Linked DNA regions of Homo sapiens: region 2 is linked to region 1. Evidence: read pairs that join two places in POLR2A ChIA-PET (ENCODE). Cell type or tissue: A673. All regions are shown on one strand. Links, peaks and the distances in the headings refer to the core of each region. The heading gives the core; the rest is flanking DNA. Region 1 overlaps IL1RAP (interleukin 1 receptor accessory protein). Region 2 has its middle 9.2 kb from the start of LINC02013.

Evidence for each region. Peaks named below come from ENCODE experiments on the same cell type or tissue, not always from the same donor. Only the 100,000 strongest peaks of a DNase experiment are listed, where the experiment ranks them.
Region 2: POLR2A ChIA-PET joins it to region 1 with 5 read pairs; 2 of 35 experiments call an interaction of 5 or more read pairs at or near these places.

The regions. Positions count from the first base shown.
Region 1 is chr3:190,595,443-190,597,942 of GRCh38, reverse strand. The region is part of intron 3 of IL1RAP (interleukin 1 receptor accessory protein); the gene reads right to left. Among named protein-coding and RNA genes, the nearest start is that of IL1RAP, 83 kb to the right of the region's middle. In A673, for the core only: no CTCF peak of the experiment used is centred there; DNase peaks (open chromatin) are centred at 462 and 1,402; H3K4me3 peaks cover 1,526 bases; H3K27ac peaks cover 2,500 bases.
Region 2 is chr3:190,703,590-190,713,492 of GRCh38, reverse strand. No RefSeq gene overlaps it. Among named protein-coding and RNA genes, the nearest start is that of LINC02013, 9.2 kb to the right of the region's middle. In A673, for the core only: no CTCF peak of the experiment used is centred there; a DNase peak (open chromatin) is centred at 3,902; H3K4me3 peaks cover 659 bases; H3K27ac peaks cover 1,217 bases.

The DNA of each region.
Region 1 (2,500 bases), core at 1-2,500:
AAATAAGTGTCATGTTAGACCCTGAAAATCTTTATAGCCCTGGGCAATAATTAATAGTAAGATAGATGATGAGCGACATGTAGATTTTTCTTTTGTAAAGTAGGAGAATGCCGATTGGGAAAGAGGAAATAAAAAAGGAGAGCTAACATAACATTTTAACGGCAAGCATATACTCAGACCAATTTAGGAGGAATTATAAAATGGATTTTTAGTGATCACGAGAACAGACTATGGTAGAGACTGTCTATATGCTCATTAATTCTGTTCTCCTTGACTCATGTGAAAACTACTTCTCTTTGGTAATTGGGTTGGGGCCATGTGAATTTCCTCTGGCCAGTGAAATGTGGGCAGAAATGCTGTAGAGCCTGAAATCCCCAGCATAATCTCTGATGCTCTCTTTCCCTGAAATGGAGGCCCTGAAGTCCAGAAACTGTTGAAAAGGTAGCATCACAGGATGGGAGGAATCTGGATTCCTGCCACTGCTCAGAGCAGAGCTGTTCAGGAATGCCACTTGACTTTCAAGCGGCTGTGACATGAGTGAAAAATAAATCTCTATTGTCTTAAGTCACTGAGATTTGTGATAGCAACTAGTACTGCCTATCTTGATTAACAAAAAAAGGAAGGTAGAATTTTCCTTTCATAACATAAGTTAATAAATCAAGACCAGACACTTTTTAAAAAAGCATTTGTTCCTTACATACTAAAATTTGAATACAAGTCAATCACCAAGATTTCTGGCCCAATCCATCGGCTTAATATGTCTTCAATTAAATTCAATACATTTTTAAAGGGAAAGGAAATAATTATACCTGCCATGTATCTCCCTTACATGATGTTTCATGGACCAAATGAATATGTGTGTAAAGTGAGTCAGCCTCCTGTACCACAGAGCCTGAAAATATATGTATTAGCATTCATAAACATTATTATTATTGAGCTTTTTCTTTGGGATATTTGCCCATTTGAAATTAGTTCTGTGAGTTTTTAAGTTCTCTAGACAGCCACCTGAGCGCATTTTGTCAGAGCTTTTTATATTATTCAATGAACAAATAAAAATAAAATCTATGGCAACAGGCTGGAGTGTCATGTAATACCAAATTAATTATATGATTCACTGCAGGCACCAGCCTCAGAAAAGACAGGAAAAGGCTGTTATGCAAATACATTTGTCTCTAATAACAGCAAAGGGAATTTAGCAAATTACTAGCACAAGAATTCCTTTTTTGTTTATAATGTCCCTTCTTATTCAGTTTACTCCACAGTGGAAGTCCTCTCTAAATTGGCCTCTCAACATGGGAGAACCACAAAGTCATCATTCCTCTCAGCCAAAAGGGTTTCTTAAGGCTGAGACTTGGTGGCACAGAGGACTAATGGAAATGTGCAAAGCTTTGCAAAGCCAAGTCACTGGAAGATCCAACCCACGCTCCTGACAGCAATTAGCATTTATATAGCAGGGTATACGTTTTAACTAATTAATCTCACAACACACTCTAGGGCTTTCATGCCCATTCCCACATTACATGCCAGGAAACGGAGACAGAGAGATTAATTGACTTACTTTTGCCTGAGTGGTAGCACAAAAAAAAAAAGCTGCCTGACTATAGAGCTAGGATGTTTGTCCCAAATGTATCCTCACACATTCAAAGCAGAATATTTTCCACAGAAAAGCTCTTCATATATTTGTATTCATTAAATATTTATTGAGAACCTGCTATGCGCAAAGCACTATGCTAGGTGCTGGGGTAGACAGACATATAAGTATAAAAAATCAGGAAACTCAGGTATAGAAAAGAAAGAGCAAAGATTTGAATTTTAGGAGACCTAAAGTGGAATTACTTTCCATAGTTAATTATTTTCCATGTGCCACTTAGTTGCCATATGGCCTTGGACAAAATGCTTCTCTTAAACTAGTCTCTGCATGTACACCCTGCCTATCTTACAGTGCTGTGTGAGAGTTAAAAGTCCTAGCATGCAAAACGAGCTCAGTACGTATTAGCTGAACCTGTATCAGAAAATTCCCATCAGAAAATTAACAATCTTCACAAAAGAAAGACATAGAAATAGAGTTAACTGAATGAAATCAACCAATTGTCATAACAGGTTTCTAAACAGAAGCATAATAATATTAAATGCTATTATATTATATTGTGCTACATTTTATATTAATTCTATTACTGTAAACAGGGCGGAGGGTGGAGGTGAGAGTCTTGAGATTTGGCTGAGACCAGAACCAGTCCCCTTTTACATTCCAAACTAGAAACCAATGCGGATCAGGCCACTTAGAAACTGTCCCATCTGCGTGTGCTAGTAGTCCTATCTAAGCCTGAGGCTAGAGACTAAGTCAAACAGGAACGCTGGTTTGACGTTAATTTTGGTAGTTTTGCTAAAGTTTGTTTTTCTAGTGGTATGCTTGGGTCCTCAGGAAATATTAACCTGGGACTGAGATAAAGAGAGAACTGAAGGTAAGAGCAAACTGGTTAAGTTGGCTAGCAACATTAAA
Region 2 (9,903 bases), core at 2,815-5,314, 110 kb before region 1:
CAGATTCTTTTCTGATAGTTTAGCTATTACATGTAGATAATCTGAAACATTAAAAGAAACAAAGAATATAATTCACCCAGGGAGTAGATTATGCCAGACTCTTAAAAAAGGAATTTAAGTTCTGAAGAATAATTATGAAGTGTCAATCAATTGGCAGTAGTAGGAAGAGCATCCCTGGCAGAGAGAATAGCATAAGCAAAATCCTTAAAGCAGGAAATCTCTCAGCACTTTTTCAAATGAAATAAAACAATTATGATTGGAACATAGTGAGTGAAGCAAAAGCTGATGTTGAAAAAGTGGATAAACATCAGCCTATTCTGGACTTATGGACCATGCTGAGGAATTATATTTTACCTTTTACTGTTATAGAAAAACTTTAAAACATCTTAAGCCAGGAAAGGGGATGATATAAATTTTAGAAAAGACTCTTCTCAGTTCCATATGCATTATTTGTAAGAAGAGATGAAGAATGGAGGTGAGATCATCAGGTAGGAGGTTTATTGTGATAAGCCAAGAGAATACTAGTGATTATTTGAAGACTAGAAAGGTAGCAGTGGAGTTGGAGAGGAATGCACAGACTTGAAGTTAATTTTTGAAGTAGAACTAACAGATTTTGAACAAGCTTCTCTGGTTAAAGAGACTAAAATCTTTACTCAAAAATTATATAATCAAGTAATATTGCTTACTTGATTATATAATTTGATATACCTCTTTTATTGATTCCTTCTTCATTTATATAGACCAAAAACTGTCAGATCCTCACAAACTGTCAGGGAAGCTATTATCTAGGCTTTATTTTGTCCCCAGGGCACACATCTTCTTTAGTCAGTGTCTATAAAATCCACCTTCCCCACATTCAGATTCTTATTTATCCACTCAACAGTTGTGAGAACATGGACAAGTCATAAAACCCTTTAAACTCATTTCCATGAGGAAAAGAAAACACTTCCCACTAGTCTCCCCCATCTTAATTTGTTATTTGCTCTGAGGCTTAGTAAGATAATAGGGACATCCTAGTTTCCAAAAAAATTAAAAGCCCTTTTATCACATTTCTCCCTTAAACACACACACACACACAAACACACACACACACATTTAAAACCACTAAAGAGATGTTTTAAGACACAAATATACAAGGACAATATTGGAAGAGACTTTTCTTTCAACCTTACCAGTCTAAGGAGAAAGACTAACATCATATCAAGAATTCAAGCAAGTCTCCTTACGGGTAACAAGCCAAGCCAAGCACTCAGAGAATTTAATCCACTTTTGGATCTGATTCATTAGAGGAAATGGGCTGAGAGAGGTGGCTCACACTTGGAATCCCAGCACTTTGGGAGGCCAAGGCCGGTGGATCATGAGGTCAAGAGATCGAGACAATCTTGGCCAACATGGTGAAACCCCGTCTCTGCTAAAAATACAAACATTAGCTGGCCATGGTGGTGCATGCCTGCAGTCCCAGGTACTCGGGAGGCTGAGGCAAAAGAATCACTTGAACCAGGAGGCGGAGGTTGCAGTGAGCCAAGATCACACCACTGCACTCCAGCCTGGTGACAGAGTGAGACTCCATCTCAAAAAAAAAAAAAAAAAAAGAGGAAATGACAACTGCCAAGGATGGACAAATGTCCGAACGTCACCTCTAATATAAAAGATATAGACAGAAATACACAGAATAAAAAACAACTTGGAAGGAACAGAGCTTGTGTGAACAGAAAACAGAAAGAACTTTAGTAAAACTATAATTTTAATCTTCAGAGAAATAAGAAAAACATTTCAGCCAGCCATGAAACAAGAAGTGCTATAACAAAATCAAAGTACAAAAACATGTAATAGTAGAGGTGAGGAACTCAATAGAAAATTTGGAAAAAAAAAACAGGTTTAGGAAATGATGAAAATAGAACAGCAAGTTGAGAAAATAGAACATGGGAAAAAATATTAAAAATTACAGAATGAGTTCAGGAGGTCCCACATATAAGTGAGAGGACCTCTAGAAATAGAACAAAAAAAGAAAGAAAAGGAAATTACTTATAAAATATAAATAAATATAGTATATAGTATATAAATACTAACTGATATAAGTGGAATAAAACACATCCAAATTGAGCAAATACAAGAACATAGGATGCAAAGAGAAAAATCTTACAGCCTTCCAGGAAGAGAAAATAAAATTAGATATCATATGTAAGACTGGGATTCAAAGTGTCTCTGTAGTTCTCAAAAAAACAGTGCTTGAGCAATGCCTTCAAAATTTTAAACTAAATAATGAAAAACCTAAAATTTTAATCTAGACTAATTAAAAATCTGATAATATAATGAAAACATTTTAGTTTAGTTCACAACGTAAAGTTCATGAACCATTGCTCAGAAAGCTTCTGATTTTGCCTTTCACTTCAATACAGGATCTAGCGGATCTAACACAGGGGACAAGTAAGGGGAATCCTCAGGGTTATGCTGAAGGGCAATTCCAGATGACAATTGAACAGACGTAAAGAGCAACCAGTTAGATTAAGCAGTGTGACCCAAGAAACAGATATGCTAATGGCTATTACTACTAAGAATCCTTCAGCTCTGGGATACCTGGCTCAGGTTACTATTAACCTGGACCATATGCTGATGAAGTCCCCACTCTTGCTTCTATGCACTGTTGTCAGCTGAGGACATTCACTCTACCATACTGAAATTTTCTGAGAGCTGGAAGTTGGTCATGGTGAGCCTAGAAGAAAAAACAAATCAAACCATCCCACTCTCGAACCATATTCATGCCAGATATCCAGTATTCGGCTCACTTTATAGATCTGTCAGATGCCTGACTGTGGAGCTTTCTATAGCTCCCTCGGCTCATTCACTACCTTTCCCATTTAATTCTCCAAAAGAAATTCTTATAACTTCAAAAGGAAGCTGAAAAATATGCTATGATCTAAAGACTCTACCTAAACTATTTTCTACTAGGATCCTTGTTCTGATGACAACGCGGCTTTTCTTACAGAGTCTTTGGTGTTTCCCACTCAGTTTTTCTATGTATAGATTTCCATATTTATTTATATATAAATAATTGAAAAATAATTTTAAAATCAGTAAGAAAAAGAGACGCAAGATGTGTGATGCTTAGCATAGTGCCTGATACCTAGTGAAGTTTCAATATATCACAAGTACAATTGTTCAAATTTTATGTAGTCCTTAAATTTCTTGGATTTCCATGAAAGCTCCTGTTTGCCCGCTCACACCAGTGCCTAAAGGCTGAATGACCAGTGAACTTTTCTTGGCGTTTCCAACTCCCCTCTAGACCTTCACGTTTTCAGTTCTTATAATATTGGATGAGGTCTAGTTTTTATATTAAATCCCTTATTCACATGATACCCACAATGGCTCTGTTTCCCTGACCAATAAAGTTGTGATAATGTGCTCTAAGGTCTCTTCCAAATCTGACATTCTATGATTCTCTTAATTCCATCCCATATGATATTATATGATTTACGTATATCTCAGTAAATAGCAAGGAGCAGATTCAGGCCCATTCATTCATTTTCAGCAGACAACAAGGAAGTTCAGCCCACTGTAAGTTTTCATGTACTTCCCAGAACACCAAGAACTGAGTTCTCAGATTTCCAATATATAACCAATAAAAGAGTTTACAATGACTGCGTACGAATTAAATAGGCACACAGGCTTACCTGCATAACAGTATATATTTACAGCACATGTGCTTAAAATAAGTTAAATAAGAAATAACAACCCCTTCTATTCATGCTGCTTAAGTATACAAAGACAAAATGCAAACTAAAGATTTGTACAATGACTAAGGCCGAGCTGTCTCCACCCATCAACTCCTTCCCATTAATCCTCAATTGTTGCAAAAATATTTAGCTTGTACCCGAAGGAGAACAATATCTCAGAAACTATTCCAAGACAATAAATCAAGAAAGCTGGTTTGTTCACATTTTTTCTTTCTTTTTTTTTTTTTTTCTTTTTTTGCCATTCTTGAGGTAAACCTCCCACAGAGAAAGTTATGCCATGCAAGGGATTCAGCATAATGAATGAAAATATATTTGTCACCCATGGATTCTTTTCTGTGGCACAGTTCCAATCCACAATCCTGGACAGAAAAAAAGTGTGTGCTTGTGTGTGTTTGTGTGTATGTGTGTTGTATGGTTTCTTAACTTTATAATTGCAGCTGTTCAAACATTTATCATTTTATGCTACAAAATAAGGAATTCACGGGAGCACAGAGAAGCAGCATATTCTTCCATCAGTTTAGCATTTGTTCTGGGATTTAAACAAAATTAATTAAGAATGCATGTGGTTTTCATGTAAACTAGTCTGGCTCCTCCAAATAAATCCAAGAATTATTCTTTCTTTGCAACCTTCTTCTGCTGAAACCCTTACCAATCCACCTTTACATGCCACTTTAGCTATGAAAGTTATTTTACAGTTTAAAAATGCTTTTATATACATAAAATAGGGCAGCAGAATATAGGAGGAAGAGACACTGCCTTTGGAGTCCGAAGATCCTTACCATCTGTGCAACCAAGTGGGTGGGACAGTGGAGGTGGGAGCCTCCACTATTTTGAACCTCAAGTTTCTTGGAAAATTTCTGTCAGACTTAGATGAGATCATTCATGTGAAGTTGATTTGTGAAAGGTCTAGAATGAGACAAAGAAAGAGTATTAAATCAAGAGGCGTGCAGTCAATTTGCATTTTATAGATGACGATCAGCCATTAAATGGTCCACTAAAAATTAAACAGAGGCATGTCAAAACGAGAAATACAAAGTCTTGGCTACAAGTGCAATATTCTCTCCACTCCATCTCACTGCCCCTTGTTATTTTCCTCTCCTTTTCTTGAAATCTTTTTCTCCCTGGTATAGACTACATCATCTAAAGTAGAAATGATAAAAAAGAGCATGCGATTGGAATTTAAACTTTCTGAGTTTAAATCTGAGCTCGCTCGCTCTCTCTCTCACTTGTTTTGTGACTTTTGAGTATATTAACTTCTCTTTGCCTCAATTTTACCACCAGTAAAATTAAAATAAAATTGGCATCAACATCGTAGTGCTGTTTTGAAGATTATACGAGCCAGCAAATGTAAAGTACTTAGAATCATGCCTGGTAGGTAGAAAATATTCAACAAATGTTAAGTGTTTTTATGTAAATGATCCTATAGTGTCACCATGTTAATGTGATCTATTGTGCTGGCTTTGCCATAATAGTCAAAGCAACATCACTCATACCTGGTATGCTTAAAGCACTGGTGATGAGGCAGGAATAATATGAGTAGGATTATGTTGTATTTATTGTCAGAAACTGAGCAGAATATCTTAAAAGAAGTTCCAGCTTCAAAATGTACAACGCCATTTAATGCTATTGCTGGAAAGTCCAGAATATATGGAACAACCATATTTGAATAAAGGCATGCTGTTTTAGTCCATTTTCTGTTGCTAAACTGAATACCTGAGACTGGGTAATTTGTAAAGGAAAGGAATTTATTTCATACAGTTCTGAGGTTGGGAAGTCCAAGGGCAAGGAAGTGTATCTGGTGAAGGGCTTCTTGCTGGTAGGACTCTGCAACGTTCCAAAACAATGCAGGGCATCACATGGTGAGGAGCCAAGTTTGCTAAATGGGCTTTTATAACAGATACACTCTTGTGATAACCCATTAATTCATTAATCCATGAATGGATTGATCTATTCATGAAGGCAGAGTGCACATAACTCAATAACCTCTTAAAGGCCCCACCTCTTAATACTGGTACATTGGGGAGTAAGTTTCAACATGAGTGTCAGAGGTGACAAACTCAAACCATAGCAATGTACATTACTTATTTCTTTTTGGTTAAAACTGTAGAATCTTTGAAAGGGCTAGGAATGACTAGAAAATATACTAGATCAACTATTTTCTATGCTTAGACAGAATTATTTGGAAGCTAATTAGTAGAAGACTCCTTTGATATATATATATAGTAAGTGGGGTACACCAGAAACACAAATCCTAAAATGTCAGGATGTAAAGGGAATTTGGGGTCACCCCTCTCCCCATCCCACTCAATAAATAACTTTCCTCTCTAACATTTCCTATAAGCGATCTGCTAGCCATTATTTAATGTTTTGAGAGACAGAAAAATTCTCAACTACCAAGGAAGCCACCTTACCACCTGATAATTTAGACTTTTGAATGTTTTTCTTTACTTTGAACACAATTTTGTTTCATAGTAACTTCCATACAGGAACTAATTCCTAGTGCAAAAAGAATGATAATATTCTATAAACAATAAGGACTATGAATACGTACTATAAAACTAAAGTTGTGGCTGGGCACAGTGGCTCATGCTGGGAATCCCAGCACTTTGGGAGGCTGAGACAGAAAGATCACTTAAAAATCTTCCAGGACATTGAGATCAGCCTAGGCAACATAGTGAGACCACATCTCTACAAAAAATGAAAAAAAAAATAGCCAGGCATGGTGGCACATGCCTGTAGGCCAACCTACTCGAGAGACTGAAGTGGGAGGATTGCTTGAGCCCAGGAGGTTGAGGCTCCAATGACCTGTGATCACACTAAAACAAGTTATTATTGGTAAGCATTCTAAAATCACCTATATTTAGGTATCATAGTAATACTCCTGAAATTAGACATCTCAAGCTTCTTGTCATTTTCTATCGGTTTTCACACTAAGTATGATTCATTCCCACCCTCATTTTTTGGCCAAGTACCATAGGTGAGGCATCTATAGGACCAACTCACACTTCATCTCTGAGCCCACAGTACGTTTTGAGTAGACATTTATTCCCTAGTGATCATTCATCCATGGATGAAATATTTGCTTCTATTTTACCCCACTCTGACCTACCTTTTCATTACTATTCACAGTATTTCTGGACAAATTTAGCTAAGTGTCACTTTCAAAAACGAAGTTTTTATGGCATAAAGGATCTTGCAGCACAGAGAAAGTTGTAAGGTGACACTTCAGTGAGAAAGATTTAATAACAAAGTAAGCCTCATTCAGTCCTGACCCCATGAGCATGTTCTCGTGCTTCTTAGCTCAGTAACTTCCATCTTATCTTTAGGTATGTTTTGTCTCTCTTTTTCTCGAGTTGAATGCATAGTTGATTTACTTTCAATCATTTTTATTTTTTAATTAATGTATTTACGGCAACATAATTTCTTCTAAATATTGCGTTGGCCTAATCTTACATATTTTCATATATGCTGCTATTGTATGTTCAGCAAATAATCAACATGTCTCAGAGATACAGCCAGCATAGCTGGCACGCCATGTAATTGCCTATAATTGTAGTTTTCAATCCCTCTTTATCCAAAGTTTTGCTTTTTAGTTGTCTTCTTTTTATATTTTCCAAGTGGATCATCTTCATCTGTCTACCGTTTTGCTGTTAATTTCTTACTATCATCACATTATAGTCAAGAAATCTGATCTCTATTATTTTTCACTTTTTAAAATATACTGAAATTTTGTATTTCTGTGGGTTGCAAAAATCTCCACTTTTTTTTTGACTGGCTCTGCCTTCTAGTTTAGAAATTTCGTATTCAGCTGTGTTCATTCTGCTATTTTGGCCCATCTGTTTTTTGTTTCTGCATTTGTATTTTTATTTTTGAAGTCTTATTTTTCTTTCAAAACAGTCTGATCGTTTTTATGAATGTGGTATCCTCAAAAAAATTTAAAGGACAATAATTATATCTAGGGTTATTCTGGTTCCTAACTTAAGACTTAGAGTTTAATTATTTGCTTTTTTTGATGTACAACTTTCTTAGTTACTCATATTTGAAATCCTAATTGGCAAATATTGGCCAATGAATAATTTTTCACTCCAATTTACATTTTTATTGCTGTAAAGATAAATCTGTACATGTAAATCGTAACTCTTTGTGGCTTTAAAGAAAAGGTTGGTCAGAGTGAAGGTCTATTGGGAAGCTTATACCTATGGGTGTTGCCATGTCTGCATTTAAAATCTGAAACTACTGCAGCTATCTTGCAACCATGGGGACAAAGCCAAGACACCAAAGATGTCAGATTGAAAAGGTTAAAAGGCTGTAGTTTTTAATGTTATTGCTGTCACTGAATAAACGACCCTTGAGATGTCATATCTATGGATTTGTTATTAGTTATCGTAGTTTTAACACTTTTATATAGACTAAATTACCTTGTCCGTAATTACAGCCAAATCATCCAAATTTATATACCACCTTCACTTTCCAAAAACCAATCAAAGCTGTCTTTTAAAATAACATATCACACCATACCACTCTCCTGCTTACATTTCTCCAGTTGCTTCTCATCTTATTTACAATAAAATATAAACTTTTTGTCTGGCTTTTAAAAGCTTACATAATCTAGGTCCTTCTTCCCCCTATGACCTACTCTTTACCATCACCCCACTAGCATTCTTTTAGATCCCCAAACATTTTAAGCCCTTGCACTGCTTTTCTGTCTCTCAGGAAAGTTTTCTTTCTGATATCTAAACAGCTAGTTCCTTCTTACTTACCTGTCGATTAAGAGATCAGTTTCTCAAAGAGCTCTTCCGTAACTACCCAGATTACAGCAGCCACCAAGTCATTTTTCTATCATATGAACTTATCTATTATTTACATTGCATTTATCATAATCCGACATATTTCTTTTTAACAAATGGGCATTTATATTATATGCCTAGAATGGCACAATACATCCTCAGTAGATAGCTGTTGAAAAAATAAATGAATGTGCTATTTATTGTCAGAAACTTTTCACTGCTCTGATAAAATGGTGGTATTTTTGTCCAAGTACTCACACTGCTGTGGATGTATTTTTGTATCTATTACATCATTTCAGTAGAATTTAGGAAAAAGAGGTAGAAAAATACATACACTTAGCAATAATTTAATAGGAACAGAGACAACTTTCTAAAATGTAATCATCGTTTCCTTTGAGCTCTTTAGCGACGTGAATAATACTGTTCATCTAATAAAATAATAAGTTTTTTTTTACACTTAAATTTTTATAGTCTCAATTCCTAAATGAAAGCAGGGAGCCAGAAAGGAAGATCACACATGAGGCACACATACAGAAAGTTCCCATTTAGTCCTTCTTGCTTTAGAATTATTCCTTTGCTTTAAATAGATATTAAAAAAATAGACAGTTTCAAAAGCCCGGATACTGACTAGAAGAAAACATGTTAATGAGAATGCAACCTGGTTCTCAAGTTTTCTTACCTGAGACATGAGTGTAGGTCAGTAGTTCCCAGATTTTGCATAGATAGATAGTTATGCTTTTTAAGAACTCATTTTTATTTTGACCAATTAAGACATTTATAAATACTCTTAATTATTGTTTTAAAATAAAAAACATTATGACATCAAAGATTGAGGAGAATATAATCTCAAAATAAAGAATACCTCTTTGAATGAAATACTTTTAGCTTTATGAAAAATTTACTTCATTGTTCCTATTTTTCTTATTTTGCCATGGGCCAGTGGAAAACTTACCACTAGTTCTAGGTATAGTAAGAAATTCCTGTGACTTAAGGCTCAATTTCACACTTCATGACCTCGAAAAAAATCCCTTAACCTTCTAGAGACCCAGTTTTTTTTTTATCTCTTTCTACTTACATTAGTACAAAAGGGTGAAGACTGAGTGAAATAGTAGTACTTGAAAACACTCTGTAAGCTGTAAATATCTCTATCTATGCAAGCAATAAATATTTTCCTTAAGTCATTCAGATTTTTCCAATTTGATGACATTCATCCCTCTTTCAACAACTAGATTCCTTTTCAATCTCAACTAAATATTTCACCTTTCACATTTCCATCACAGTGTTCCTCATCTGTGTCCTTAGTATCTCCCCTCTAACGTGTGTGTTTCTCCCATTAAAACCTGCCTGGCCTGTCCTGCTTATATATGCATAGTGAAAAAGGT